Regions from separate parts of the Homo sapiens genome. Here regions 1, 2, 4, 5 and 6 are each linked to region 3. Evidence: chromatin loops called from intact Hi-C (ENCODE). Cell type or tissue: endothelial cell of umbilical vein. All regions are shown on one strand. Region 1 overlaps ACER3 (alkaline ceramidase 3). Region 2 has its middle 25 kb from the start of TSKU. Region 3 has its middle 49 kb from the start of TSKU-AS1. Region 4 has its middle 22 kb from the start of ACER3. Region 5 overlaps TSKU (tsukushi, small leucine rich proteoglycan). Region 6 holds the start of TSKU (tsukushi, small leucine rich proteoglycan).

Evidence for each region. Peaks named below come from ENCODE experiments on the same cell type or tissue, not always from the same donor. Only the 100,000 strongest peaks of a DNase experiment are listed, where the experiment ranks them.
Region 1: a loop joins it to region 3, with 15 times the contacts of the local background. A loop is called at or near these places in 84 of 110 quality-filtered maps.
Region 2: it touches region 3 in a loop (5-fold over the local background); 108 of 110 quality-filtered maps call a loop at or near these places.
Region 4: a loop joins it to region 3, with 10 times the contacts of the local background. A loop is called at or near these places in 6 of 110 quality-filtered maps.
Region 5: a loop joins it to region 3, with 17 times the contacts of the local background. A loop is called at or near these places in 109 of 110 quality-filtered maps.
Region 6: it touches region 3 in a loop (3-fold over the local background); 107 of 110 quality-filtered maps call a loop at or near these places.

What each region holds. Positions count from the first base shown.
Region 1 is chr11:76,917,259-76,922,258 of GRCh38, reverse strand. All of the region lies in intron 1 of ACER3 (alkaline ceramidase 3), which reads right to left. Among named protein-coding and RNA genes, the nearest start is that of ACER3, 59 kb to the right of the region's middle. In endothelial cell of umbilical vein, CTCF peaks have their summits at 2,007 (motif pointing right), 2,210 (motif pointing left) and 2,975 (motif pointing right); DNase peaks (open chromatin) are centred at 2,218 and 3,018.
Region 2 is chr11:76,805,641-76,810,640 of GRCh38, reverse strand. No RefSeq gene overlaps it. Among named protein-coding and RNA genes, the nearest start is that of TSKU, 25 kb to the right of the region's middle. RefSeq lists enhancers at 86-175, 3,097-3,146, 3,227-3,276. In endothelial cell of umbilical vein, CTCF peaks have their summits at 260 (motif pointing left) and 3,057 (motif pointing left); DNase peaks (open chromatin) are centred at 220 and 3,020.
Region 3 is chr11:76,731,076-76,736,075 of GRCh38, reverse strand. No RefSeq gene overlaps it. Among named protein-coding and RNA genes, the nearest start is that of TSKU-AS1, 49 kb to the left of the region's middle. RefSeq lists a silencer at 1,988-2,087. In endothelial cell of umbilical vein, no CTCF peak of the experiment used is centred here; a DNase peak (open chromatin) is centred at 1,975.
Region 4 is chr11:76,836,152-76,841,151 of GRCh38, reverse strand. No RefSeq gene overlaps it. Among named protein-coding and RNA genes, the nearest start is that of ACER3, 22 kb to the left of the region's middle. RefSeq lists an enhancer at 986-2,185. In endothelial cell of umbilical vein, a CTCF peak has its summit at 2,281 (motif pointing right); DNase peaks (open chromatin) are centred at 2,281 and 4,631.
Region 5 is chr11:76,797,174-76,802,173 of GRCh38, reverse strand. TSKU (tsukushi, small leucine rich proteoglycan) reads right to left here. Exons shown (of 2, transcript NM_015516.4): 2 at 4,030-5,000. Among named protein-coding and RNA genes, the nearest start is that of TSKU, 16 kb to the right of the region's middle. RefSeq lists a silencer at 2,736-2,995. In endothelial cell of umbilical vein, CTCF peaks have their summits at 2,554 and 2,754 (motif pointing right); a DNase peak (open chromatin) is centred at 2,753; H3K4me3 peaks cover 475 bases.
Region 6 is chr11:76,780,157-76,785,156 of GRCh38, reverse strand. It overlaps TSKU (tsukushi, small leucine rich proteoglycan), which reads right to left and starts at 1,801. Exons shown (of 2, transcript NM_015516.4): 1 at 1,753-1,801. It overlaps TSKU-AS1 (TSKU antisense RNA 1), which reads left to right and starts at 2,095. Exons shown (of 2, transcript NR_120562.1): 1 at 2,095-2,154; 2 at 2,301-2,576. RefSeq lists a silencer at 1,855-1,944 and enhancers at 1,496-2,140, 2,375-2,564. In endothelial cell of umbilical vein, no CTCF peak of the experiment used is centred here; DNase peaks (open chromatin) are centred at 626, 1,056 and 2,096; H3K4me3 peaks cover 2,677 bases; H3K27ac peaks cover 1,485 bases; H3K27me3 peaks cover 164 bases.

The DNA of each region.
Region 1 (5,000 bases), 190 kb before region 3:
AGGAGGGTCTTACAAACTATATGAAACTCATTTAAGGACAATGCACAAGTTTTACAAATTAGAATGAAGAATTGCAAACCACAAATATAGGCTTGTTAGAGAGAGTAAGGACAACCCTGACAGAAAGTTCCAAAGACAGAAAGATGACAGTAGGCTATTCTGGGAGGAAAATCTCAATATACTAGTATTCAGAGGTAAAAATGGAAAGAGCTAGATAGTGGTCCTCCTACTTTTCTCTGCTTTAATTCAGCTTCTCATTGGGATGTTTATCTATTTGTGGCACCCTAAACAAAACAGAAATACTAAAGCATTCAGAGTAGAGACTCATATAAAGGCATAATATACTAAATAAATAAAACACAACATATAAGGAATGGAATGACTGCTATCTTCAAATATCTGAAGGATTCCTGGGTCAGATTGACAATCTGAACACGTAACTGCAGTTTTGGTGTTACAGATATAATTTGCAATAGCATCAAAACACATCACATATCTAGGAATAAATCTGACAAAGACATATAAGACATAATACTAATAAAAATCCCAAATGGTTTTGGGTACAAATTAAAAAGCTGACTCTTAACTTTATATGAAATACAAAAGGCTAAGAAGAGCCAAGACAATCTTGAGTAACAACAAACCTGGAGTATTTACACTACTAGATATCAAGGCCGACTAACAAGGTTAAATAGAACAGGTAAGATTATAAGAACATACTAACATTTACGAGCACCTGATTTATGACAAACATAAGCCTGCAGTGTATTAAGGAAAGGATGGTCTTTTCAATACAGATACTGGATCAACTGCATATTTATATAGGAAAAAAATTAATCTGGATCCCAGGTTCACACTCCTTACACAAAAATAAATTCCAGATGGGAGCTTCTCTGAACCCATTCTGGTTCAAGGGCTGCCCAATTCGATAAACAATTAAAAATTTGTTTTAATTAAAAATAAATTCCAGAGGTACTATAGATCTAAATGTAAAAGGTAACACAATAAAACCTTCAGAAGAAAATATGGGAGAACATCTTTATCACCTTGGAGAGGCAATGATTTTTTTCAGTAGGACATGAAAAGGATTAACCACAAAGGCAAAAAATTGATAAATCAGGTAAGACTGTAAAGTCAGGAAAAAAGAATAAAAGGTTACTTTTAAAAAGCTGATTTAAAGAATAATAGATATGTAATTGCTTTGTAAATAAGCAATTTAGCTTATATAGCTATACATGTTAGCTAATTTAATTTTACTAAGCAAAATAATGCACATAAAATGATCGTGGACTTAAAACTTTGGGTAAAAAAATGGTTTCAGCCCAGGCATTGTGGATCATGGCTATAATCCCAGCACTTTGGAAAGCCAAGGGGGGAGGATTGCTTGAGCCCAGGAGTTCGACACCAGCCTGGGCAACATAAGGAGAACCCATCTCTACAAAAAATTTTTTAAAATTAGCCAGGCATAGTGGCACTTGCCCGTGGTCTTAGCTGCTCAGAAGGCTGAGGTGGGAGGATCGCTTGAGCCTGGGAGGCTGAGGCTGCAGTGAGCCATGATCACACCACTGCACTGCAGCCTGGGTGACAGAGCAAGACTCTGTCTGTTAAAAAAAAAAAAAAAAAAGTCAAGAGTTCAATCAGAAAAGATAAACCAGAGTAATTTGAATAGAGAATTATTAACTTATAAGAGTAAGGAGAGACAGGCTAGTCACAAGTAAAGAAAACTCTACAGAATAAAGGAATATCAGAGGTAAGGAGCAGCCACTACCCCTAAGGCTGAGATAGAGCATTAAAAAAGAGGTTTCCCCAAGGCTGAGATGCAGACCTTGCTGGAGAAGGCATGACCATGGTTCACTGAATAGCCGAGAAGTTGCTGTGGTGCTATACCCATAGAGCTTGCTGAAATCTACTGTTCAGAACTTGTCAGAACTCTGCCCTCTAGGGTGCCAGCTAAAGCTAATCCCATAGAGCGGAGAGGTAGGTGGGCAGGGGATGCTACTGACCACTAGGTGCTGCTGACAGCCACGTTCTGCAATAGCCTGGCACCAGAAGCTGACCAAGCTTTAAGAGGTGGGCACTGGGGAAGCCTCAGCACTGTAGGAGCCAGAAGCTATTAAGCCACTTGGACTGCAAGAGCTGGCGCCAGAGAAGTTGCCAAGCCAGCACACCAGAACCAGGAAGGAAAATCTCTTCCTCTTGCAATGTCTCTCTGGCGCCCTCTATTGACAAAATTTAACATCCAGCCAGTTGTCAAAGGAAAATATTCAAAGGGCTCAGGTCTATTTTCACCAACCATGCAATGAATGTTGAACTCAGAGCTAAGAAGTAATAAATTGATAACGACCACAATTATAAAACTATGTTTTCATCAATCATGACTTGGTAAAACTATAGTTGGTGAGGGTTCCCTAACCAAGAAATTAAGAATAAACATTTAAGCAGGTTAAATAATGGATTTCCCCCTTTTTCCATATTTTCTACAATGTTGCTATATTGTCTTTATAACTGAAAACTAAAGTATTAAAAAGATGAATGGTAGAAAATAAAATTACTTCTACTAAGAGTTTAATTGGATTTGAGGTTAACTGCTTCCAGAAAATTCAATTAAAAAATTTCTGTTCTGGAAATAAAAGCGAGATATTCATTCATACACCACACAATAGTGTACTAAAATATTTTGAACACTTTTTTTCTGGAAGGAAAGTCTTATTTTGATATAGATTTAGATTTTTGAAAACTATGATATTTTTATACCCCCAAACACATTCTCCTTATAATATAAATTACAGGCAAGACTGACGTTACAGTAATTTCACGATTTCTTAATAGGTAAATTTATCTTTCAGCAAGGTAAACGGAAACTCAAATATCAAAAATATGAGAAACAAAGTTTGGGGAAAAGCACATGTGCAAAAGGGTACAATTTAAGAGAATTGTGAATGAAGATACAGTAGGAAAGTGTTTTCTCATAGGACAGTAGGTGGAGCCAGTGTGCTCCACAATCTAAACGGTTTTCCAACATTTGGCTGAATACATAAAACCCTGAGGTGACTGGATAAACAATTTAGAGCTCGGTTGTATTTACAACTGTAAAACCATCACCCAGAGCTAAAGATAAATAAATAGAAGCATTAAAATCTAGTGAAGCTGAAAAAGTGATCTATATTGCTTCACTTCCACTGTGAAAAGCCGTCCTGCCCAGTCAGCAAATTAGCTTGATGAAAGCTGTAACTGGTTTGAGCCTGAAAGCAACCCAGCACTTTTCCCCAATGCAAGTTCATTTTGCCAAATATTTTACTGATTATGCAGATCTTCAAATAATGTTAAACATTCCCAGAGCTTCAGAGACTTCAGAGATGGATGTAGATAGGGAGATCATCTAAATTCATCTTCACAATTTAGAGTAGGCATTACTGTGTTCTTATCTACTACCACCTTCTAGCTGTGTGAACTTAGGCAACTTATTTATGCTTAAGCCTTAGTTTCCTAACTTGCAAAATGGGTAAAAACAATTATATTTACATTATTTAAATAATTGAATATGATATAAATAATAAATATGACCAAATAACACATATAAAGATTATTTGATATGAGAAAGATCCATAGAATATTATATAAGAACTTCCACAATCTTGCTGTGTTAAGAATTAATATCTATATAGTGAACTTGCACATGTACTCTTGAATTTAAAATAAAAGTTGAAAAAAAACCCCACATAACTACTTATGATATAAATAAAAAGTAAAAAACGAACAAAAATAGGTGCAACCTGGGAATTGTGTTGGTACTTGCACCAGCTCAAGAACAGTTATCACAAGGGAGAAGGTTTGTCTTCTAATCCAGGCCAGTAACAAAGAAAGTTATAGGGTACACTGGTTCACGCTAAGCTTAAAGAAAAAAATAATAATAATAACCATCATATAAATGCATATTACAGTACAAGGGACTCCTTCCAGTAGCTTTAAATTAAGATAGATATCAGAAGAAAAAAAAAACAGGAAACCAAGTGTGTCTTACTTTAAAAAATGATAAACACAAATGTAATTCAATTTGACAAACATTTATCAAGTATTTTCTACATGCAAGGCACTAAGTTGGGAGCTAGAAGAAAAATTAACAAGTGAATAACTTTGGTACCTATCCTGAAAAAGTATATATAAGTGTAGCAGGAAAGACAGACAGGTAAACAACTAGCAAAAGAGAGTGATAGGAACAAAGAAGGCAAAAAAACCAATACACTTAGCGGGAGGGAGAGAATCCAAGATGGGTTTCAGTAAGAAGATAACACTTAAGCTATGCTTCTGACAGATAAAAAGATATGCAGGAATGTGGGATTTTTATTACTACAAGAGTCATTCTATTTTCTTTTCTTTTCTTTCTTTTTTTTTTTTTTTTGAGACAGGGTCTCTCTCTGTTGCACAGAGTGAGTTCAGTGGCACAATCATGGCTTACTGCAGCCTCGACCTTTTGGGCTCAAGTGATCCTCCCACCTCAGCCTCCTGTGTAGCTGGGACTAAAGGCATATGCCACCACTCCTGGCTAATTAAAAAAAAATTTTTCTGTAGAGACAAGGTATCCCTATGTTGTTCATGCTGGTCTTGAACTACTTGACTCAAGCAATCCTCCCACCTTGGCCTCCCAAAGTGCTTAGATTACAGGCATGAGCCACTGCGCCTGGCCAATTATATATATTTTGGTTTTTTTGTACTGACGAGGTCTTCTTATGTTGCTCAGGCTGGTCTCGAACCCCTAAGCTGAAATGATCCTCCCACCTCAGCCCCCCAAAGTGCTGGGATTACAGGCATGAGCCACCGTGGCTGCCCTAAGTCATTCTATTTTCTTTGGGATATATATAATAGTTTAGAAAAATATTTAATTTATGAAAATTAGTTTTTTCACATTATTTTTAAAAATATACATTACACATTCACTTTATTGCATGTAAGTATTACTAAAAATATTTTTAAACCACCAATATTGCCCAGAAACATTTCCT
Region 2 (5,000 bases), 75 kb before region 3:
TTTCCTCTCTGTCCTCATTTTTACAGGGAGCGGAGAGCGGACAGTGTTAACAATGCAACTTCCTCACTAGGTTTTTGTGAAGATCAAACATATCTGGGACATCCAGTTGCTTTGAAACATTACATGCCATTCAGGTAGACAGGAATTACTCATTTTATGATTGTTACTTTTAGTTTCTTTTCCTCCATAATTTCTGGCTACACTTTGAATTAAATTGTTTTATCAGCGCCCCCTGCTGAGTGCCAATGAAATAATGACCCAATCCTAACTTGGGATGGATTAGACCTAACATGTAGCGGGCAGAGAAAGCCAAAGGACTGACACTAGCATCGCACCAGTACTGACCAGTCAAAACCGACACGGCGTCATGTCCTGGGATGTGCTCCCTGAACCCCAGCCTCAGGGAGCGGAGGAAGGAACCCCTCAGTGTGCCAGGCCCTGTGACGGGGGCTCCAGCTGATTACCTTGGTAACTCTTTCAGCAGGCTCTGAGCTTGTTAGAAATGGGTTGTAAACAGTGTTCATGTCCCACGCTTCTGTGACGCAGCTTGAACATGGTAGGAATGATTGAATTCAAGGTACCCCAGCTCTCTGCCACCCCAATTTGAGGAGCAAAATACCTTCCCTGCTGACCTACCTTTATGCCTGGGTGCCTCCACATAATCAATTTTTTTGTTTGTTTTTGAGACAGAGTCTCGTTCTGTTGCCCAGGCTGGAGTGCAGTGGCGCGATCTCGGCTTACTGCAAGCTCCGCCTCCCGGGTTCATGCCATTCTCCTGCCTCAGCCTCCCGAGTAGCTGGGACTACAGGCATCCACCACCACACCCGGCTAATTTTTTGTATTTTTAGTAGAGATGGGGTTTCACCGTGTTAGCCAGGATGGTCTTGATCTCCTGACCTTGTGATCTGCCCGCCTCAGCCTCCCAAAGTGCTGGGATTACAGGCGTGAGCCACCGCGCCCGGCCAATTTTTTTTATTTTTATTTTTTATTTTTTGAGATGGAGTCTCCCTCTGTCGCCCAGGCTGGAGTGCAGTGGTGTGATCTCAGCTCACTGCAGCCTCTCTCTGCCTCCTGGGTTCAAGCAATTCTCCTGCCTCAGTCTCCCAAATAGCTGGGATTACAGGCTTGCTATTTTTTTTTGTATTTTTTGTTCTTTTAGTAGAGATGGGGTTTCACCATGTTGGCCAGGCTGCTCTTGAATTCCCGATCTCAAGTGATCCACTGGCCTCGGTCTCCTAAAGTGCTGGGATTACAGGCATGAGCCACAGCACCTGGATGCATAGTCAAATACTTTTAGTTAAAGCTCTGAGGTCCGTGTTAAAAAGCCAAGAACTCAGGAGGGGAATATGCCATGCTCTCATCTGACGTGAGCAGTGGCCACGTGATGTTCTTGGTCTTACCCTGTGCTGAGCGGGCTCTGTGGGGATAGGGAGGAGGCCTGGACAGGAAGGTCAGAGGACCCAGGATTTAAACTGGCTGGGTGACCATGAGTGGGTTACCCAAGGAGGGGAAGAATGCAGACTTGAGCTCTTGGGAGCTTTCTCTGATGAGCTTTTGGATCCCAGGGCAGCTGTCCTTGGCCAAGAGAACAACCAAACAGTTGAGACAAGTCTCTGGTCTGGGCTGAAGCCTGCGTCAAAGTTGTTGGACTAGCACTCTGGGATTCCATTTCTGATTCTGTATGTCTAATCTTTTGCTTCCCATTCTCTGCATTGAGCAGTCTGTTTGTGGGCTCTGGAATCGACAGACTCGTTTTTAAAATGTAGAATCTGTCACTTATCGGCTATGGGACCTTGGGCAAATTACTTAACCTCCCTGAGCTTCCATTTTCTCCTCTGTAAAACAGCTTTATATATAGCGAGAATGAATAAGTCAATACACACAAAGTGTACATCTCAGCGCCTGGCACCGAATAACCTGTCATTTCATCGGCAAGTTTTATTTTTATTTTAAAACAGACCCAAATTCCTACATTTCTTCCTATCTCCACTGCTACCATCAAGTCACTCTCATCTCCTTCCTGGTTTATGGCAAGGACTTCCTAATGGATCTCTCTGCTTCTGCTCTGGCACTCACAGCCAGGGCAATCTTTGTAAAGTGTCCCCAGAGCCTGTGTCACCTCTGTCTAAAGGCCTCTAATTGGCTTCCTGCTGTGACTGGAGTAAAATCCGCAGCACTGACAGTGGTCTATCCAGCCAGCCTCGCTGCCCTCAATTCTCCCATCAAGCCCCGGCCAGCCTCGCGTCCTTCCTGAGTGTGCCAAGCTCACTCACTCCTTGAGGTCTTTGCACCGAGATTTCCTCCCTTGGAAAAGGTTCCTCAGGTCCCCGCAGGGTTGGCTTCCTCCCTTCTTTTAAGTCTCAGCTCAAACGTGAGAGTAGCACCCAACCGCGTTACCTCTGCCGGCACCCCCGTCACCTCTACTGTGCTCCAATTTGCCCTCTTTGTAGCATTCACCATCTCCTCACTTACTTAGATGCCCAGGCACCCATTTACTGTTGGCCCTCCCCGTAGATGACCACCTCCATGACAGCAGGGACCAAGGTGGTCTGTGGTCATGGCTCTTTCCCCAGTACTTGTCTTTGGGTCTGGACACAGGAGACCCTCTAAACTATTTATTGAATTTTATTTTACTTTTTAAAAAATATTTATTTATTTATTTTAGAGACAGGGTCTCACTATGTTGTCCGGGCTGGTCTCGAACTCCTGGACTAAAGCAATTCTCCCATCTCAGCCTCCAGAAGTTCTGGGATTACAGGCATGAGCCACCAGGCCCGGCCTGCTGAATAAACATTATTTTTTAAATTCTATAAAACACCAGGTTGAAAGTTCTTTTATCGGAGGGGAAGATGTGAAAGTGGAGTCCTTGGTGGCTGCTGAAAACCGCTGCTCATCAGACTTCTGCGTCTGAGCTTGCCCTTCGCTTTCCTCTTGTGGGGACCCCTCTAACCCCCGGCCTGTGTATAGAGCGACAAGCCCGGCACAGGGCAGGGAGAAAGGGAGCAATGGGCGGGCGGAGAAAGGAACGGGAGTGTCTAAGGCAGCGCCCTCTGGTGGGCACAAACTCCGTGACAAGTTGGAGACCTGCAACACACTCCGCCCGCAACTCCATTCTTGCAAGTTTTCACCTAGTTTGCCCCTCTTGTCAGATGGGAACTCAAGCTCGTGCCCTGCCTATGCAGTCACTTTTCACCTTGTATTGCAGTCATTCGACTCTCCCATGGGATGGAAAGCCACTGGGGCCAGGGCTGGCTCTAGTCCATCTCTGGATGCCCCATGGCTAGGACTGTGGTGTCTCTGCCAAACACATGGCTTTCACGTGTATGTGGGGACAAATCCTGCACGCTGAGACCCAGGGGCCTACTCCCTGGGCTGCCCTAATCCTTTGAGTCACTCAGCATGCTGTTGGCTTTGTCTCAGAGTTTTATTATTCTTGTCATCTCTCACCCCATCCCCTAGAGAAAGGGCTTCCCACCAAATGACTTAGCCTCCTGCCAGGGCTAAGCAGGCTCCTCCGGCAGGTCTACCAATCAAGTTATTATACGCAACCTTTTTTTCTTCTTTCTTTTCTTCCTTCTCTCTCTCTCTGTCCTTCCTTCCTTCCTTCCTTCCTTCCTTCCTTCCTTCATTCCTTCCCTCCTTCCCTCCCTTCCTTCCCTCCTTCCCTCCCTTCCCTCTCCTTTCCTTCCTTCCTTCCCACTCCTTCCTTAATTTCTTTCTTTCTTTCTTTTTCTTTCTTTTTTTTCTCCTTTCAACTCAAATCACTCTGTGGAGAGCAGGAAGCAGACATAATTTGGGACAGGGCCTCTGAGTGTAAGTCCCAGGCCCTGCCACCTACTGTCTGGACATCGTTTTCCTTGACTGTGAAATGGGCTGATTCTAAGCCCTGCCCTGCTGTCCTCACAGGAAGGCTGCACAGAGCAAATGAGGTGTGGTATGAAATGGAAGATCCATGTCAACTTTAAAGTGTGGCCCAAACCTGATTATGCAGTAAGATCATCTGGATTTGCTTGTTTTGAAAAACTGAAAACTAAGACTCCCTACCCTCTCCCCACACACGGGGAAGTTTTAAAAGTATGTGACATTGAAGTCAAATTCTGGAACATTTGGGAAAAAATGAGATTTCTGGGCCTTTCTGATGTTTGGTGAAGGCTTGTGCTTTGAGCCACGCTGCAGGCAGCATGGAGCTGGCCCCAGCCTCTTCCGTCTTCACAGGGCATCACAGGCCCTCCTGGCTGAAGGAGCCTCAGAATCTCCTAGGCTGATTCGTCTTATGGCTGGGGAAGGGAGCAGGCTCAGAGAGGTGGGACTCACCTCTCCACAGGCAGTGGGGCTGCGGCGGGCTGAGTGAGGCGGGGCACAGACTTAATGGCCAGCAAGAGTTGGAGCAGAAGTGGGTCCCGGCCAAGGAGCTGGAGAGGCAGAGGTGGAGCCTCACAGGGGACTCCTACCCTAGCCCAGCTCCAGGCCTGTCTGTGCACATACCTGCTGCCTGTGAGGAGGGGAAAAAGAGAGAGCAGGGAATGGGGGTTTCCCTTGCAGAGGAACTGGAACAAATGCTGGAAGTCTCAAGAGCTGGTTTCTTGGTGGTTTCTTCCACAAGCTTGCTGTGAAGCCTTGGAAAGGCCACTTACTCTCTCTGGTCCTTCATTTCACCATCAGTAAAACGGATATAACAGACCCATTTATTAATCCTACAGATATGAATCGACAACCAACTATGTGCTGGGCACCAGCCTAGGTGATATGGACCCTGTGGGGAGCAAGGCAGGAACAGTTCCTGCCTCTGGGGATGAGTGGAAGCTGGAAAAATAAACACAAAGTAAATATGATGAGCATCACTCTGAAGGCAAGACCAGGTACTGGGCTGGCACAGAGGAGGAACGTCTAACTTTGCCTGTCGTAGGATGAGGGGAGGTGGTTAGGGAGGGCTTCCCAGAAGAGGTGGCATGGCAGCTGAGGTAGGAGGGATGAGTGGGAGCTAATCAGGCTGGTGGGTG
Region 3 (5,000 bases):
CCACGTAGCTGGAGATTGCGATAAGGTCGCAGAGGGCGAGCTCATCAACCTGCACCATGCGTGAGGATAGTGAGGATAGGAATTGCCAGACCACAGGATCCCCTTCCAAAGCCGGTTGTTCGCACCTCCTGTTGTGCCTCGTACCCTCCACGAGGTTGCAAACCTCTGCCTTTCCCATCAGGTTATAGCAGTCTCTTTTGTCTCACCAGTATCAAAAACAGAGCTGGCACAGACCAGGAGATCAGAAAATGTTGAGCCCACAGATGCATGAAGGTGTGAGACTCAACAAGTTGGACTAATGAGCAGAATGCTCTCAGGGGAACTTCATCAGGGATGAATGCAAAGACCACGTTTGAGCCCAGGACAGGGAGCTGGGGCCATGTGCTTCAGGTGGAGGAGGCAAACCCTCCAGGTGGCAGAGGGTGTTAACTCACTCTGGGTGCACTACATTGGGGGCAGCTGAAACACAAAGGTGGTCTCAGGCGGCAGCCCCACCAGGAGTGGGTTTAGACCACAGTGGGTCTGTCCTGCTCAAGGCTATACTGGCCTGCAGTGCCGCGGCAAGTTCTGAATGCTGCCTTATGAGAACAAAAAGGGCAAACTGAAAGTACTATCTCCCTCCCAAATTTGGGTCCCTCTACCAGTCTCCAGGCTGGCCCTCACCAAGCCAGGGGACCAGCTCTCTACCCAATGCTAGTCCGCTGTTTCGTGCTCTGGGCTGGACCCTCCCTCTGCTCAGCACAGCCACTTGCTTCTGGGAAACCTGAGATTGGCTTTCTCTGCTTATTCTTTCTCTGTTTGAAGCTGTCTGGAACTGGGCCTGGCTTCTTTTACAGGATGCTGCCTGCCGACAAGCTCATTCTGAAGCAATTCAAAACAGGCTTGGTCCCTGTGATAAATCCCTGGCAGGGACCAGGAGTGACAGCAACACATAAAATAAACCCCAAAGGAAAAACTCAGCCTCCTGAAACACTCTGTTAAGATGGCAAATTCACATCCAGTCACTGTGGGAGGTGCAAGTCAAGTTCACGTTAAAATGATAATTTCCCACACTACCGGCTTGCACCTGGGGCTCCTGGTCGGGTGCTAAGTGCATATTTAGTATCCACCCCAGGTGGCAGGACAGGCTCAGGATGTAACTCAGCCTCCCAGGGTCTCCAACAATCGTCTCCAGCCTCAGAGCAGCCCCCCTGACCCCACAAATTGTCTTGATTCCCCAGGAACCACTTTTACTCTAATAGAATTTTCTCTATTTTTATAGAAATCTCATTTGGAGCTTCAGAGGCTGTCTTTACCTCTTATCTCGCACTTACTGGGTGGCCTAGAATAAGTCATGCAGGCCTCTCAGCCTCAGATACCTCACCTGTGTCAGGGGCCCCCAGCATACCAAACTTTCCCTCTCGAGCATCTAATTTCATCCTCACCACAAGCCCAGAAGGTGCACCTATTTCCTCAAAGGGGAAAATGGGGCCCCTGAGGCCCCATTCCAGGAGGGAGATGCCAGGGTCTGTCCCTAAGCCCGTGCTTTTTTTTTTTTTTTAGATGGATTCTCACTCTGTCGCCCAGGCTGGAATGCAGTGTTGCATTCTCCACTCACTGCAAACTCTGCCTCCCGGGTTCAAGCAATTCTCCTGCCTCAGCCTCCTGAGTAGCTGGGATTGCAGGTGCATGCCACCACACCCGGCTAATTTTTGTATTTTTAGTAAAGATGGGGTTTCACCATGTTGGCCAGGCTGGCCTTGAGCTCCTGGCCTCAAGTGATCTGCCTGCCCCGGCTTCCCAAAGTGCTGGGATTACAGGTGTGAGCCACCACACCCTAAGCCTGTGTTTTTTATGCCCCTGCACCCCAGGACCCTAACTTGGTCCTTTGTGTCCTGAGCCTATCACCTGCCTGAGCTGCCCACAAGCTGCAGGCTGGGCCTGGTTCTGACTCCAGGTGTGCTCTCCTGCAGGCAGCTTTCTACTGCCAAGAAACTCCAGCGTAGGCCAATTATTGGAGCCTTGGTGCCCTCTGCTGGATAAAGACTAAAATACCAGCCTGATGAGAATTGAACACTGAGAACACATGGACACAGGAAGGGGAACATCACACACCAGGGCCAGTCGTGGGGTGGGGGGAGGGGGGAGGGGGGAGGGATAGCATTAGGAGATATACCTAATGTTAAATGATGAGTTAATGGGTGCAGCATACCAACATGGCACATGTATACATATGTAACAAACCTGCACGTTGTGCACATGTACCCTAAAACTTAAAGTATAATAAAAATAAAAATAAAAAATACCAGCCTGAGACCACACTGGACAGTAATGTCTATTTCACATCCATCCATCATCATCCTTGCATTCGCTTATCCACCTACCGATCCATCTGCCTTCCATCCACCCATCTAGTTTTCCATCTACTATGGTTCGAATGTGTCCCCCAAAGTCTGTATGTTGGAAATTTGATCCTCAATGTGGAGATATTGGGAGGTGAGGCCTTAACAAGATGAGGCCTTAGCTCATGGGGGCTCTGCCCTCATGAATGAATTAATGCCATTATCATGGGAATGGGTTGTTATTATGAGTTCCTTATAAAAGAATGAGTTTGGCCCCCTTTTGCCTCTCTCTCACCTGCATGCTCTTTCTTGCCATGAGATGCCTTCCACCATGTTGTGCTGCAGCAAGAAGTCCCTCACCAGATGCCGGCCCCTCAGTCTTGCACTTTTCAGCCTCCAGAACCATGAACCAAATAAATTTCTGTTCATTCTAAATTACCTAGTCTGTGATATTCTGCTATAGCAGCACAAAATGAACTAAGACACTATCTGTCCATCTACCCATCTATCTATCCATCCATCCATACACCCATTTGTCCTTTCATCTATCCACCCACCTGCCCATCCATCCATCTGCCATCCCTACATCCACTCATCCATCCATCTGTCCATCCATCCATCTCAATTTTACTCATGTCCTGTAGGCATCATCCTCTCTCTCACTGCAGCATCCCCAGCTCCTCCCCTGCACTAGGCCCTGCAGAGGCCTCAGTGAAAGAAACAAGAAAGACCTCCCCCAACCCATGTGTCCCTTTCCTCTTGGCAGAGCACCTTCACTTCCATTATATCCTTTGTCATGACAGACACTCTAAGGAGCCTTGGGATTCCCATTTAACTGGTGAGGAACTGAAACCCAGAAAGGCCAAGGAGCATGATGCAGTAGAAATAGTCTTTGGGGACAGAGTGACCAGTTTCAAATCAGGGCTCTGTCATTTACTGATTCTGTCACCCTGAGCAAGAATCAGCTCTCTGAATCCCAGTTCCTCATCTGTAAAGTTAACTAATTCAGCATGTATTTATTGTGTATATACTATGCACTAGGCTTGGCTTTGGGGGTACAGCAATGAACAGGGCAGGAAAGGCCATTGTTCGTCTGAGCCTTACGCTGTAGAGGTTCTAATGAGGCTCCAGTGAGATGAGACTATATTCCAGGGCCATAGACAAGTGCTACTTATGTCATGTCATTGTTATTACCTATGTAAGAAAAAAGTTTGGAAATGCTTTCCAGTAAAAAGAAAAGTTGGGGAAATGGTTGACACTATTTTTATTTTTTATTTCTATTTTTTGATATGGAGTCTCGCTCTGTCACCCAGGCTGGAGTGCAATGGCATGATCTTGGCTCACTGCAACCTCCGCCTCCTGGGTTCAAGCAATTCTCCTGCCTCAGCCTCCTGAATAGCTGGGATTACATGTGCCCACCACCACACCTGGCTAATTTTTGTATTTTTAGTAGAGACGGGGTTTCACCACGTTGGCCAGGCTGGTCTCAAACTTATGACCTCAGGTGATTCGCCCGCCTCGGCCTCCCAAAGTGCTGGGATTACAGGCATGAGCCACCACGCCTGACTGACATTATGTTAATTAAAAAGCAGAACATATTGGAGTTGAAGGCATGAATTTTGGAGCTAGAGTGCCTGGCTCTAAATCCCAGCTCTGCCACTTCAGAGCTGTGTGATCTTCGGCAAGCAATAACCCCTCTGTGCCTTGGTTCTCTCATCCACCAAATGGGGTTAATAATTCAACATATACTTATTGTATATCTAATATATGCCAGGCAGGGTCCTGGGGACCCAGTGATGAGCAAGACAGGGAAGGCCTGTCCCGTTCATAGGAGTGTGGCAACTGAATGAGTGCAAAGCACCTGGGACAGTCCTAAATGAGACATGAACTGGGTGTTTGCAAAGGCTCTGTGGGTGTGATTTACTTGTGTTGTATGTTTGTTGCTGCTGCCTGACTACCTGGGGCTGACAACGGGAGCGGGGCAGGCTTTTCCTGTGGGCAAAGAGCTCAGAACAGCGACCAGAGTGTGGAGGTTGGAATGAGGCTGGTTTCCCAACTCCAAGGATAGAAGCCTGCAGGCTGAGCGCTCCACAGCAGGGAGCAGTGAATGGCTCAGCAGTGGACGTGTGCAAGCTTGAGTGGAGATACCACAGGGACCTGCTGTCCTGTCTCAGTGGTGGCATGGAGGCCACTTAAAACTCCTTCCACGGTGAAGGACTTCCATTTTCCTGGGGAACAGACGGAGTGGCCTTTAACACCCTTGATGGGCCTTTAATACCCCACCAGCCAGGACAGTCCTGTCTCCTGGTAACACTCACCAGAGCAATGGCCCTCTGTCTGTGACTCAGTCTCTGCCAGGACCTAGGAGCTGGTGGCTGGCCTTCCCCCCAATTCCTGGGACTTGCCTCCTGGTCCTAGCCAGGCCCTGCACTCTACAAGTTGCTTTGGAGAAGTGGCCCCAGCTGATGCTGTATGGCATAGAGACAAAGCTTCCTTGTCAATCCCTGCCCAAATTGTAGATTCATGAGCGAAATCAACAATAGTCAATGTGCTAAGCCTTTAAGTTTGAGGTAGTTTCCCATCATCAGATAACTAGAGCATAACACCATACTCTGCTGCTCTCCCCAGGAATTCAAAGAGATAAGATGCTTCTAGGATGTACGTCACATGACTTGCACA
Region 4 (5,000 bases), 110 kb before region 3:
CCTGTGGTCCCAGCTATTCAGGAGGCTGTGGTGGGAAGATTGTTTGAGCCCAGGAGATATAGGCTACAGTGAGCCATGATCATGCCACTGCACTCCAGCCTGGGCAACAGAGCAAGACCCTGTCTCAAAAAAAAAAAAAAAAAAAAGGATGTTCCTAGCCATGCTCTGTGCAATGCTGGAACCCTGGAGCCATTTAAGTGTCCCTTCACTCAATGGATAAATTGTAATGTATTCATAAAACACAATACTATGTAGACAAGAAAATGAATGAATGAAAAGTCTAGGCATCAACAAGAATGAGTCTCTGGAACATAATGTTGAATGAAAAAAGTGAGGCTCACTCCTGTAATCCCAGCACTTTGGGAGGCTGAGGCATTGGAATCACTTGAGCCACGATTAAAGTAATTTATATAAATAATGTTTTTAAAAAAGAAAAAAGTGAGTCACAGAAAAATACATACTCTCCACTTCCTTTAACCTAAAGTTAGGAAACATGAAAAACTAAAAAAAGCACTTTGAGGATAAAAATATGTGGTAAAACTATGAAGAACAGCAAGGGAATAAAACACAGAAAATTCAGAAGAATGGTTATCTCTGGGGTGAGAAGGAAGGTGATAGGGTGGGGTGTTCCTCAGGGCGGAACACCGAGGAGGTTCCAAAGGTAACAGTAATGTTCACTTCAAAAAACTGGTTTTGGGTGCATGCGTTTTGTTGTATCATTCTTTATACTTTTTACCTACTTTGTAAGTATTTTTACCTACTTAATTTTATTACAACAATTTGAAAAACCTATCCCATCGAATACCAACTGCTGTGAATTATATAATAGTTGAAAAAGACATAAGCAAATTTAGAGAATTAACTTGGAATGACTTGGCTTTTGGTGAATTAGCTTCTAAGATATTAACCATTCAGCAAAGTGATGGTTTGAGGAATTCTTCATTTGGCCAGCTGGCTTTCTGTGATTTACTTGTAGAAAAAATGACCTAGAGTCTGGTGTTCAGTAAGATCAGGGCTATTAGAAGGAAGAAAGAGTGGACATGCCTGGAGCAAGGATCGTAACTCCGCCTGGAAGAGGAGGGGAGGTTTGTTGGAGATCTGTGTTGAGTCTGGAAGAATGAGTAAGCACCGACCAGGTCTGTATCTGTGTGTGTTCTGTCATGTATATGTATATACGTGAGTATATACACATGCTATTGGGTGTGTATTGATTCAGAATCGTTTTATCCTTCCGTTGACTTGAACATTTTATCATACCTAGGGACCCTCTTTAATCCTGGTAATGCTCTATCCTTAAAACCTCTTTTGTCTAATATTAAAATAATTACTATACCAGCATTCTTTTGCTTGATACTTGCCAGGTATAACTCTTTCTTTACTCTTACTTTCACCTTTTTTTTGTATTATTTTATTTTAGATTCATATTCAGCAAACAGCAGATACCTGGTTTTAAATATTCACTTGAGGAAGATGGTATTTTCCAAAGATGGCTGCACCAGCCTATGCCAGTCCCAGTGTGAAACTGATCCTCCTCCTTTGAGAAGTGGAGTCTGTGTTCACTGCCCTTTGATCTGGGAGATCCTGTGGAAGTGACACTCTATGACTAATGAGGCTAAGTCACCAAAGGCAATATATTCTTAGGACACACACCTTTGGAGCCCGGGGCTAGCATGCTGGAGACACCAAGGGGAAGGAACACAGAACTAGAGGAAGAAGCTTGAGGAACCCTGGCTACTAGAGTCTTAGTGCAGGCATGAGAAATGCAAATGAGGAAGCCTTTAGGACACTCCATTCCCAGCCACTGCCTGACTGCAAAATGAGGAGACTGAGGGTCAAAGGGAAGGGGAGGCTGAGAGTGGGAGGGGGGAGAGTGAGCAGCAGGGAGGAAAGAGTGAGGGGCAGAGAGAAGACGAGACCAAAGGATGTGAGAAGAATGAAGTCATTAGAATATAAACATTCCAGAATGTATTTATGAACATGTTATTCATGAATATGTTTAAGAAAAGGAAACATCACTGATATAGTCTTATTCAGGAGTAAGAATGTATTCTTCAAGAATATATCTACATTAGAATAATACGTTCTGGAATATTAAGGATTCTTCTAGACATATTCTTTTCCGGCCCCTGCATTTCCCCCTCTGTCCCTAAGGCTTTCCTGCTCTCTGCCACTCCCCAGCAAACTCCCCTCTCTCTCTGTCCCTCAGTCTTCTCCCTTCTGACCCCAGTGTGTCCCCTTGTACCTCCAGTCTCCCTCTGCCCGCTGGATGGAGCCATTGTCTGCTGGTACTGACTCCCCGCTCCTAGCAGAGGGTCCCTTCTGTCTACTCCAGGTCCCTCTAGTTGCAGCAGCTGGGAACCAAGCACAAACTGAGCCCAGTGAGCATTCCTCAAAATACTATCCTGAAGATAAAGTAAAGACCAGTCAGCTAAAGGCAGCTAGAAATCTTAAAAAGTTGTTCAAGCTATCCCATCCAGTGAAAATCTCCATTTACTTCTTTTAAATAGTTAAAAAAAGGAAATTTGGAGACTTGCTCTTTGGGACTTAGCCATGCAGTGACTTTCTCATTCAGGGCAGTGTCTTTGAACACACTGGCCTGCTTCCCCAGACGGGGCGCTTCTCCAGGGCAGGATTCCGGTCTAGTTTATCCCTTTGTCCCCAGTGCCAAGCACAAAGCAGCCACCGGCAAAGCTTTTTTAAAGAGAAGAACAGACACATTGAGTTTGCACATTTGAAGCCAGGGCCAGAACTTATTTCCTGCCACCCTGATGGTAACAAAGATGCATTTTGCACTGTGCTGGGCTGTCAGCAGCCTGTATAACCTGTTCATTGATCCAACAATTTGGGGGTTGTAGGGAATTTCCCGAGGATTTTGCCACTGAGAATGGAAGCCAGGGCACAGGAGCCTCAGAACAGCAGAAGCTGAATTATCTTTTTGCTAGTGATCAATAGGATCCTGGGCTGTAAGATAAGATGTGAGAGATCCTGTCAGCCTGGGTGGGACCTTGGCAGCTGTCCCACTCTGGTTCTCACTTGACCTCCTCCCTCCCTCTCCCCTGTATACAATGGGGTTCATTTTCAGTTCTCCCACAGGCTGGCACTGTGTGAGGACTCAGTGATGAGAGTCATGGTAGCCCCTGACCTCAGGGCTCCCAGACTTGGAAATGAGGCAGGTTTGAACCCCATTCATATCCATATGGGGGATGGCTGCAACCATAGCAACCTGACCATACAAGCACTGCCTAAAGGGAGTGTCTGGAGCATAGAGAATGCCCAATAACATTTATCGGGTGAATGTGTGGTTAGTGCGGGTTTCTCTTCCTGGGTCAGCCATCTCCTCCTTCACAGAGCAAGTTTTCATCAGAACTGGGTTGGGAGGCATGGACACCTGCTTGTCAGATGATGGGAGCAGGGAGTGGAGGAGGGGGTTTCATTTGAAGAAAAGGAAGCAGTAGTTTCCTAGACAGAGAGGTCTGAAACAGTGTAGGGCTACTGTGGCATTATAGGTAGTTCAGGAGGAATGCAAGGAGGTGCCTCGGGGGAGATGGGGAAGAGGGGAAACAAAAGATATCAGGCTGTAGAGGGAGGCTGAGGCTTTTTCTTGTGGCACTGGGGAACTCATGACAGGTTGTCAGCAGAGGAAAGACATGACCCGATTTTCATTTTAGAAAAATGGCTCTGGTCATCTGTGTGGGGCTTAGATGGAAAGAGGGGAGACTGTTAAGAGGCTGTTGTCACAGTCCAAGTGAAAGTTGATGTGGCCTGGCTTAAGGGAAATAGGAGACTCATTCAAAACACCTTTACAAATTAGAACAGACAAGACGAGGTGACTGATGCGTCTCTCAAATATGTGTTATGTTCCTGCTGTGTTCAAGAAAACATAGGTATGTGAGAGAGATGAGAGGTTCAGAGATGGAGGAGACATGTAGACATGTCCCTGCCCTTACAGTGAGGACATGCATTCGTTATCACGTTTACTGAGTGCCCGCTCCGTCATGCGCGCAGGTAAACACAAGGTTCAAAGCAGCAAGTGCACAGGGAGCAGGAATGTGAAGTGCTGTGAAAATTTAGGTGCAGGAAGGACCTTGGAATATGGGGTGTGTGATACTCACGGGAGGCTGCTCCAGGCAGGGGAACATTGTGAGCAGAGGCACAATGATGTCAAAGCCTAAGGAACTGTGGCTTGGGGGGTGTGGGGCAGAGGGTTAGAGGGGGACAGAGAGAGAGAACATAGCAAGGACAGCCAGGGGTGGACTGTAGTGAGCCTCAAACACCAGCCTAAAGAGCAGCGGTGAAGAGGGCCAGTCGCAGGGGTCACAAAGCCTTCCGAGCAGGACAGAGGCATGGTCTGAGCTGTGTTTTACAAAGACAAATCTCATACCATGCTCAGGACAGCTGGAAGGGAACAAGCCCTTCCCTGAAGGGGACTACCAGTAGGTGGCCGTTGGCATAGCTTCCATGAGAGAAGATGATGCTCTGAGGGAGGTTTCTGGCAGAAAGGATGAAACTGAAGGAACAGATATGTGAAATATTGCAAAGGCAACCTCAAGAGTCCGCATATGTTTATTGTTTGTTCACTGGGCTCTGTGCCTGGTGCTGAGGGTGTGGGCAGATTCAGGCACCATTAACAAAGATCCTGTGCTTGGCAAGCTCACAGGCCAGTGGGGAGAAGGGAAAAAGGAAGTAACATTTGTTGCCTGAGGATTAGGTCTGGGTACTATGCCAGCAGCTTGACATGCATTATCTCATTTAATCTTAAAGCCACAGTCTCTGGAGGGTAAAGTGATTAGTCCAAGGTCATACTGACTAATTACAGGAACCCTCCAAAGATGGCGTTTTGCCTCCTATACCAGGTGTCTCTGTGGGAGCCATCTAGGTCTTTCTTGCATTCACTCCCTCACTGCATATGTAGATATTGCCACCTGCTTACATCCCATCGGTGACTCTCTGTTGCTCTCTAAATTCCATGCCATGCCCCCGTGTGATCCCACCTCCCTCTT
Region 5 (5,000 bases), 66 kb before region 3:
GAGGGAGGGAGGGAGGGAGGGAAGGGAGACAAAAAGAAACATGAATGTGTTTGTACCTCCAGTTCAGAACACTTTGACTATCTAATGGATATGCAAAAGAAAATAATAAATAGGTTTGGGAACTAAAGAATAAACACAGGGGGAATTTCCCTCCAAGCTCAACAAACACAATAATCCCTGTAGACAGAACCACTAGTACTTAAATAAATAAAGAGAAGAATAAACACAGGGCATGTGACTTAACTGGATAGACATTTGCTGTCGTTAGAAGCCGAGCTATGGACTGACATTGGGTATTGATGCACAGAGCAAGTATAATTGCAATTAGCTACCAGTGAACACTGGGCACTGATATACAGCAGACACTGCCTCCAACAGACATTTTCCCTTTGTGGATATTGGTCATTGGTGGAAGCTGTCATTCATATGATAAACATTATATATCAACCAACATTTGCACCCTGGTGAACGTTAGCCAACAAGGAACACTGAACATTGATGGGCAAGGTCCTATTAGCCTATGATGACCTCTGTTGTCATAGACAGTGCCCTTGGTGGAGATTAGGTATGAGTGGGCTTTAGCGCTGGTGGACTTTAAATTCTGTAAGCACATAAAGTGAGCAAGGGGCAGGCCTCTGCCCCCCCATATTCCTGGCAGTCCAGAGAAACAGCCCATGAGCTGGTTTGGTGGCAGCTGGGTGGTAGAATCCACCTCTTTAGCTGCCTTTTCCCTCTGAAAGCCTTTTGGCCATGGCAAGGTGGGGAAACCAGGGGGTTGTGTGATAACGACAGAGGGACATTCCTGCATTTGGAAGAGTCTAACTGGCTCCCTGAACTACAGAGGGATTGGATTACACACAAATCCACACCTACTCTCTTCTGCCATCCTGACCAACACTGTCTGGGTGTTTGCCCCTCCTCTAGAAATGAGATGATCAAATGGCAGCAGGGCTGGCTTCATGGGCAGTGAAACCATAGAAAGACCCTGTGCTTGGTTTAATGCTCTGTTCTTGTCATCTTGAAATCCTAATAACTTTGAACAAGGGGCCCCACATTTTCATTTTATACTGGGTCCCACAAATTACATAGGCCGTTCTGAAGCACAGAATCCTGGCCATGGACCATGGGAACTTACTCGTCTCTGGGCCTCAGATTCCCCATCCGTGAAAAGGGGCCAGGAGAGAAAGGACTTTGACTTTGACCTTTGGCTTTTTATACTCTAAGATCTAGAATCCACAGTCTGATCGGAGCTATGTAGAACTGCATAACTTCTGCAACTTATTTGAAAATAAAAAATAAATGGAATCCCAGTGCTTTTTGGTTTATCAGTGCACCTCTACCCTCTCTGATTCATGGGATTTACACAGCTGGCCCGGCCCCTGGGGTAGGACAAGGAAGAATGTGAGAATTGCCACCTGACAGATAAAGCCTGGCCTATGCTGGTTTCCTCATCTGTATGGTGACAAAAACACCTGGTGCAGTTGTGAGGAGATGATGGCATGTACACAAAGCATGAGGAACACATAGCCATAGCTGGCCGCTGCATTACTGTGAAAGGCATAAAGAGGCTGGTGACCCTGCTGACCCATGGTGGTGAGCTGGGCCACAGCTGACGGTGAGTACCTACTCCATGACCCTGTGGATTACCGGGTGTCGTTCTGTGATTCTACAGTCCCAGAACTTTACAAAATTCTTCAGTTCTGAGTGCGAGTTATAAAAAACAGACTCAGACTACATGGCTCTGTAATCTACTTCATAACTCCATGGTTGGATGAGGGCGGGAAAGAGCACTTAGAGGCTGCCATTTTGTGCCAGGCACCGTACTTGGTTCTCTACAAATGTTACTTCATTTCTTCTACACACAGTCCTGTGGAGGGAGATATTTTCCCTCCCTCCCTCCCTCCCTCCCTCCCTTCCTTCTTTCCTTCTTTCCTTCTTCCTTTTTTGCTCTTTCTTTCTTTTCTTCCTTTCTCTCTCCCTCCCTCCCTTCCTTCGTTCTTTTTTTTTTCCAGGGTCTAGCTCTGTCACTCAGGCTGGAGTGCAGTGGTAGAATCTCGGCTCACGGCAGCCTCAACCTCCCAGGCTCAGGGAGGTATTTTCTCTTTCTTTGTTTGTTTCTCTTTCTTTTTTGTCTTTCTTTTATTTTTATTTTTCTCTCTTTGCTTTTTTTTTTTTTTTTTTTAAACAGGGTCTAACTCTGTCATCCAACCTCCCAGGCTCAAGCTATCCTCCCACTTCAGCCTCCCAAGTAGCTGGGACTACAGGCGTCACCATGCCCGGTTAATTTTTAGATTTTTAAATTATGTTGCCCAGGCTGGTCTTAGTCTTGAATTCCTGAGCTCAAGCGATCCTCCTGCCTCAGCCTCCCAAAGTGCTGGGATTACAGGCAGGAGCCATCGTGCCCGGCCTTGAGGGAGATATTTTCATCCCTATTTTCCAGGCTCAGAGAAGTAAAGTGACCTGGCCAAAAATCACACAATTGGTTAGTGATGACCCCAAGATTTCAACCCTTTTCTGTGAATTCCAAAACGGATTCTTTGCACGAATTTTCCTGATTGTGTAAGATTCGAAGCCCTCGCCCTGGGCGCCAGGGTTCCTGGAGGGCGGAGTCCGGCAGGGCGAGGGTAGTCTGGTGGGCGGGAAGGGACTGGCCGCATAAAGCAAACAGCGCAGCCCACTTTGGCCTCCAGCCGCCCCGGTCCTGGCTCTTGGCCCCGCTGGGATCTGGGGTGTCTGGCCATGCGTGAGCACGAGGTGGCGCTGCGGGCCGGGAGCCTCCGCACGGGCAGGGAGGGGCCGCGCGGACTCCCGGGTCGGCGAGGCCCGCCGGGGCTTCCGCTCTCCTTATGGCTGGCAGGAGGCCAGGGCTGCGGGGTGCAGGGCAGGTTCCCCACGGGAAGGACGAGCCCGCCCAGCGTGATGGCATCCGCGCCCATGCTCTCACTGGGCCTTCACCCTGCCCCGTTTTGCAGAGGAGGAAGCTGCAGCTCGGGCGGAGGTGACCTGCTCCAGAACTGATTGCCGCAGAAGCCCCCTCCTTCCCTTCGCTGCCCTCCGCACGCTTTGGCCCTGTCTTTAAGGCCTTTTTGTTCCATGGCCCTCCCGCAAGGACTCCTTCCACAAGCGGGGACTTGGGAAGACCCGGACCCATTGGGTGAAAGTACCGTGATCCCTACCTCCATCTGAATCCTCTCCTGTCCCAGGAAATGTAGGGGAAGTGGAGAACAAACAGGAGGACTGTGGGGGCCCGGGGTCTCACCCTGACCTCCCTCTCCTCCACACCGCCCGGCGCCAAGCCTCAGCTCTTTCCTACCTTGACCGCTGGGTGCCAGCCTCGGACCCAGGGCCTCAAGCTGATACTTCTCCCTGGGGAGGCCTGATTACAAGATGGGCAAGCTCCCACCAGTGCATATGGCCTGAATGTTCTGGGCACAGAGTAGGGATCAGGAAAAACCTGTCATTGGTGATGATGGTAGACATTCCCTGTAGACTGGCCAGTTAGAAGGAAGAACTTGGTGACAGCAGAGCCACCCAGATGAGCTCCAAGTGTGATCTCTGTCAGTGGAAGTGTGCAAACAGGAGCTGGGGTACCATAGCAGCTGAAGCACCAAGGAAGAACAAAATACTGTTGCAGTTCAGAGGAGGGAGGTGGAAGGGGCCAAGGAAGCTTCTGCGGGCGGGCAAGAACTAGGTCTACTGGATAGGAAGGAGGTTGAGAGACAGGGGTGAGGGCAAGGGCAAGGTCCCACAGTAACGCCTGAGCAAGAGAACAGGTGTGCAAGGGCCTGCATGCTCATGGCTATGGCTGGAGCTGGGGTGGCAGGAACAGTGGGGTAGGGCCACGGGAGATGAGAGGTGAACAGGGTGCAGGAACTCCCTCCTTCACGTCACCTTACTCCCCAAATCCTGAGATTATCAGGCTTTTCAGGGAGAACAAGCTGCCCAGGGCAGGGCCTAACCTGATTCATCTTTGTGGCCCCAGAGCCCAGCCCAGGGATTGCCAGTGGACACTGGCTGAGTAAAGCAAAGAACTTTTTATAGTGTTTATTAAATCAAGGACCGGTTAGATAGATGATGGGCTAGGCAGGTGGGGGAAGACAGAGCTCACTGCCCTGTGGGGTCTCTGTGGGGCCAGCCCCTGATGCCCATGTGGCCACTGATGCCCAGCTTCCCCCAACACCCCAACACAGGCCCAGGACAATATTACAAAAGTGAACAAATGCAACCTTTTTCTGCTTTTACAAATGACATGTCTCCATCCCCGGCCAGCAGGGGTAGGGGAGGCCGGTTGAAAGTGACACTCCGTTAAAAAGGCAACAACTTTTATAAAATGAAGACTAAGGAAACAGCCCAGGGTTCGGAAGCTGAGATGCTACCCTGGGGGTAGAGCATAGACATGGGTCGGGCAGACCTTGTCTCCTTTCACGGCATTCCTGGGAGGGTAAGAAGGGCTGTCGTGCTCAGGGCCAGTGGGGACTGAATCCAGGAGGCCCCTTGGAGATCCCAGCCAGATGAGGCTCCAGAACTGCAGCAACTCCTTGGGGCAGCATCTAGAGGATGCTCAGGGGAAAATGGGTAGGTTTCCAGTCTGGATGCTGGGGGACCCCAACCCAGGGTGAGAAACTGGCTAGGCTGGAACCAATGTGCCCTAAGCTTCCAGAGGCTCCGAAGGGCAGAGTGACTTAGCCCATGCCGCACAGCTGGTCAGAGGCCCAGAGTCCCACTTGTGAGGCTCTTGCCTGTCCTGCTGCTGCTACTCCTGTGCTAATGGGGAACAGGCAAGGGCAGCAAGGGGAGCCCAGGCGGGGAGGGTGGGGCTTATTAGAGGAGACAAGAAAGTGCATTGGGTCCGGGCTGGGAGGCAGGAGGCTGTGCTCCAGTCATGCCACTGCCCGCAGGAACTTAGATTAGCCTTTTTCCTTCTCAAGGCCTCAGTTTCCCCATCTGTCACATGAGAAGGGTGGACTTGATTCTTTGCAATTCCTTCTACCATTAAGGTT
Region 6 (5,000 bases), 49 kb before region 3:
TTCCTGGTGTTGGAGGAAGGGTAGGTGGAAGCCCGGTGGCGGTTGCATTGCAGCCTTCCTGGGGAGCAAAGTAGTGCCTCGGAATAGGTCAGGTCAGAATGGAGGTGTAGGTTAAACATCAAAGTGTTTCTGGGTTCTGGGATCTGAAGCAGTCAGCCAGAACAGAAGAGGCTATCAATACCTCCCCTTCCAGAAGGGAAACTGAGGCCGGAGAGGGAAAGGAAAATGCCCACAGTTGTTTCTTTCCCAGGTTAGCGGCCTGTGCCCTTCCATCATGTCTGCAGCATCCGACAAAGTTCTAGGTTAAAGACTGGAGTGAGCAGTGGGGAGGAGGGTGTTTACGGTTATCTTTGCGACTTAGGCTCAAAAGCCCAGCAGGCTCCTGCAGCTCTGAGCACCCCCCCCCCCCCACCTCCGGTCAGCCCCAGGCACTGCAAGTCTAGACTTATCCGAAGGGCAGGGCGCACAAAGATGAAAGAAGAATCGAAGGTCTTGAGTCACCTCCTCGCCAGGCCAAGTGTGGGCTGGCGCTGCTCTCCGCCCGGCTCCAGAGGCGCGGGTTATTCCCACCGCACGCCCCGAGCCGCGAGGGAGTTCTCGCCCTGTCCGTGCCAGAGTGACCGCGACTCCGCGAAGCTGAGCAACTTGCCAGCGCCGCACAGGGGCCAGTGGCCGTCCCAGTTGAAACCTGTGTATGTGAGGCTCCCACGGCCCCCAGCCCAGCTCCGGGTCCTGTGAGCCGGCGCCTCGGGCATGCCCAGATCTGGACTGGCAGTCCCCCTCTCCCCTACCGGGTCCGAGGGTTGGCCCCCTACCCCGGGGGCGGGCTGCAAACGGAGAGTGGGTCTCAAAGCGGAGCCTGTCTCCCTACCAAACAGACGCAACTCTGGATCACACTCTTTCCAAGAAGCGCGGGGAGGGCAACGCCAGCCGCCCTGTCCCTTCCTCTCCCCAGCCCAGGGCCGGAGCCTGGGACCCACCGCTCGCCTCTTCCTCCCAGCCGGGGTCTGAGGGGGAGTCCGCACGCTCCGCCCAGCCCCTGCCCAGCCAGTCCCCAGGCGCTGCCGATCCCCCGACCACCAATCCCGTCGCAGCCCCTTGCTGTCCTGGGACCTCAGGAGGGGGAGGGGGAGGGCTGTCTGCGCCCCCGGCCGGGTAGCGGTGGGGAGGACTGGGGCTGTTGCCCGAGGAACCGGGAGAAAAGTTTGGAGCCAAGTCGTGGGCCCGAGGGGACGGCGGGGGAGCGGGGGGGTGGGGCGGCGTTGGGCTCTCGGTGCGCACACCCTCTGCGGACACCCAGCCCAGACACGTCGGCAGGCACCGACCACGTACGCGGAGACACGCGATGCGCCCACCGACGCCCACAGCCAAGCGCAGGCCCGCAAACGTGGACACGGGCGCAAAGCAGCCGCGCAAAGCCACGGACACACAAAGGCACCGACAGCGGCGCGTCCCCGACCGCAAATCCACAAAGACCCACAAACGTGAGATGCACGTGTCCGCACAAAGACCCACACGGCCCCTGGGCGTAGCCTTTGTCTCCCGCAAGACCTCTCCCCTGGGTCGGCGTTCCCCACTCCCGCCCAGCCCTAGGCGTCCGACGAAAGTTGAGGGGCCTCGGCGGGACCCAGCCCCGCCCCTGCGCCCGGCGTCCCCAGCCCGCCCTCCGAAGGGGCCGCGAGGCTAGGATCGGGGACTTGGGATCTTCAACCGCAGCGCGGACTCTCGCCCCGCCCGGGGAACTGCACTCACCTGGAAGCCTGCGCCACAGCCGCCTCGGCACGCTCACCCCGGCGGCCCGGCCGCGGGCCCTCCGGCCAGCGCTTTTCTCCGCGCGGCGCGGCCCGCCCCCCGGTCCCCGCCCGCAGCCAGGCTCCCCCCTGCCGGGCGCCGGGTGGCGGCTCGGGCCGGCCGCGGGGCGGCTCAGGGAGTGTCGCCAAAGTGCCAGCCTCTCTCGGCGCGCGCCCCGCCCGCGGAGCCTGAGCCGAGCCCGGGTTCCACTCTAGGGAGCGTCTCAAAAGTGCGCTGCTCCCGCCCCCTCTAGTTGGCCTCGCTCACAGCTTCCTGCATCCCGGATCCCTGCCCCCTCCCCCTGCGCGCCCCAGCAATCTAAGCAGATGGCCGCACTGTCGGGAACATCTGGAGGTCGCCGGAGTACGTGCCTGTGTATGTGTATGTGTGTGTATGACTGTGTGTGTGGAAAGAGAGAGGGAATTAGTTGCTAGTAAGAAAGAGATTTGGTGGGTGGGTGAGGGCTTCCTCTTTGCTTGTTCACCGCCCCTCCCCATTTTTTTTTAAAGAGTGAAAGAGGTTCAGGGACTACCGGGAGCAAGAAACCAAGAATCTGAAGCAGAGAAAGACTGGCTGAAAGACGAACCCACAGAGAAGAGAGAGCCCGGCTCGGGCAGAAAAGCTGGCAGGAGAGGAGAGAGAAAGTCAACAGATTGAGTTTTTCTTTTAGGAGGAAACCATTGGCTTCTGGTTAGAGTTCTAAGAAGGGAAACTGGCGTGTGAGTAGGCAGCAGTTTCAGTCTATTCCCCCTGCTGTAGCTCTTGGGCTCTCACCCCTCTTTATGTTAAAAAAAAAAAAAAAGGGCAGGAAAGCATCCAAGACACTTTAAAATGAGGGTTTGCAGGAGAAATGACCTGGTGGACGCATTTCCTAGGAGGGGAGAGTCAGGTGTGTGGGTGGCTCCCAGTCTACACACCCCGACAATGCCTACCTTGGGAGAGGGGCAGTTCACAGGTGGGAGAGTTGATAGAGGCTTTGGTCTTGGGCCCTGGACCTCCCAGGAGCTTCTCCTAGACTTTGGAGGGCCTCGGGGTGCAGAAATTGGGCAATGTACCTCCTGCAGTGGCCCAGACTTGTTAACACACCCAGTCTGCTTGCTGCTTCTTTCCTTATTACTTTTTCTTATTCATTAAAAAAAAAAAAAAAAAAAGGAGTTGCTTGGGCCTGTGTGTGCATGCATGCCGGTCTACTTGGGGAAGAAGGAAGACACTAGAGAGGTGGTGAGGTAGGAGTGGAGACCACTGCCCCAGGCCTCAGGCCAGCAAAATCATCTGCTGCCCAGAAAACAAACTGGTCTTGCAGGTCCTTTCTGCACTCAGAGCCATTGTGTGGTCTTGGGGATGCACTTGGGTTGACACCTGTGGACCCTGCCAGTTAGGAATGTGCAGAGAAAAGGCTAGGAGCCTGGTCTCATATGTGTGGAAGCAGGGAGAACTCCCGTCTCTCCTCTCCATTCATTGTCCTCTCCTGATTAGAATCCCAGCTTTCAGAACTAGGAGTCCTTCTGTGATCATCCAGCTCACACTCCTTATCAGTCTTTGGGATGGCACCATGGGCCCTTTGGTATCCAGTGTCTTCCTCACTGTTGGGCTTAAAAGGGCTGCAGGGATTCAACTCCACAACCCCTGGGACCCATAGAGAGGAGTCGGGCCCCTCCCATTTCCCACCCTCCCATTCCCTCCCCTCTCTAAAGGCTCCTGGCCTAGATGGGAGAGAGACCTGCAATCAGCATCGGGTGAGGGCCAAGCTTGGTCAGGATTCAGGTTCCAGCCCTGCCACTTACCAGCTCTGGGTAACTTTAGGCAAGTTACCTAACCTCTCTGAGACTCAGTGTCTGCAACTGTAGAAGAGGCTATTGTGAGGAATAAACAAGGTAATTTAGGTAAAGCATTAGTCTGGCTCACAGGAAGCTCCTTTGTGTGGTTGCTAAATGTCTTCCGTCAGGGACTGGGGTAGAGACTGGAAAGCCCAGCAGGCTTGGGAGGGGAGGGTGCCCGGGAATGACCTCTGGACTCCCTGGCTTGTCTAGCTTATATTCCTCCTGCTTCCTCCCCTCCCATAGGGACATTCTTTTGAAGGAATGGCGCCCCCCTCCCCTTGCCCTAGACTAACGATTTCCATCCTCTCCTCCATGTGGAATTGTTTAGCGAGTCTCAAGTTCAGCATCTGAGAACTGGAGATGAAAATACCCAACTGCCCGGGAACTCAGGGAAGCTAACTCCCACTGCACTGTGTGTGCAGGTTCTAGCCAGCTGGGCTGGAGGCTCCAGGCCTCACATTTAACATAAAAGTAATCAACAACCCTTCACACTGGCTGGTAGCTGGCAGCAGTTTCTGAGCACTTTCACATTCATCATTTCCCTTGACCTCCCCTTAGGGAGAGGTGGCCTTGAGGGGCTTCAGCTGGTGGATCTCCATGAACTTTACCCACCTCCCCTCATCACTGTGCCTCCAGTTGAGAGTCTCTGTGCCTCTAGACTCTCCTCTTCTGTCTGCTGTCCACATTCCAGCAAGAGTGCCCTTTCTAAACTGCAGATCTGCAGAATGGATCATGACACTTGCCTGCTTAAAACCTTTCAATGGCAAAAGCCAAACTGCTTGGTGTGGCATTCAAGGCCTATGTGATATGCCCCCACCTCACCTTAACTCTCCAGCATCAGTTCTGGCCACCCCCTCTTACACATCCCAAGTTTTAGTCCCCTAGTCACCTAGAAGTAAGGGAAGGGAGGTGGACCTTCTCCATTCTTCATGTCTGTTCAGTGTCTTCGCCCCCAGGGAGTCCTCTCTCTGGCGAAGTTGGCCTCTCCATCTGTGATATTGCCATGTCCTTTGTATATAAGCACCATCATTTTCACCGTTCTCTTCCCCTTCTTGTGATCATCTTGGCCACTGTGACATGTCAGGGACTGTGCTGGATACTTTTAAGATCATGATTTAATCCAAACAACCACACTAGATGGATAGTGGTGCGGCCCAGAAAGGGCAAGAGATCTGTCTGGGGTTACATAGCATGTTCTCTGCGGAGCTGGCACAACATTTAGGGCTCCAGTGCTCTTTCTGTTGCCTTTTAATCTCCACAAAGAGCAGAGGTGGTGTAGCAGAAAGGCCTGGGAATCTAAGGATCCCAGGTGCAAACCATCACTCCTCTATCCCTGGCTAACTGTGGACTTTGGGTAAGTCATTTTCTCCCCTAAGCCTCAGTTTCCTT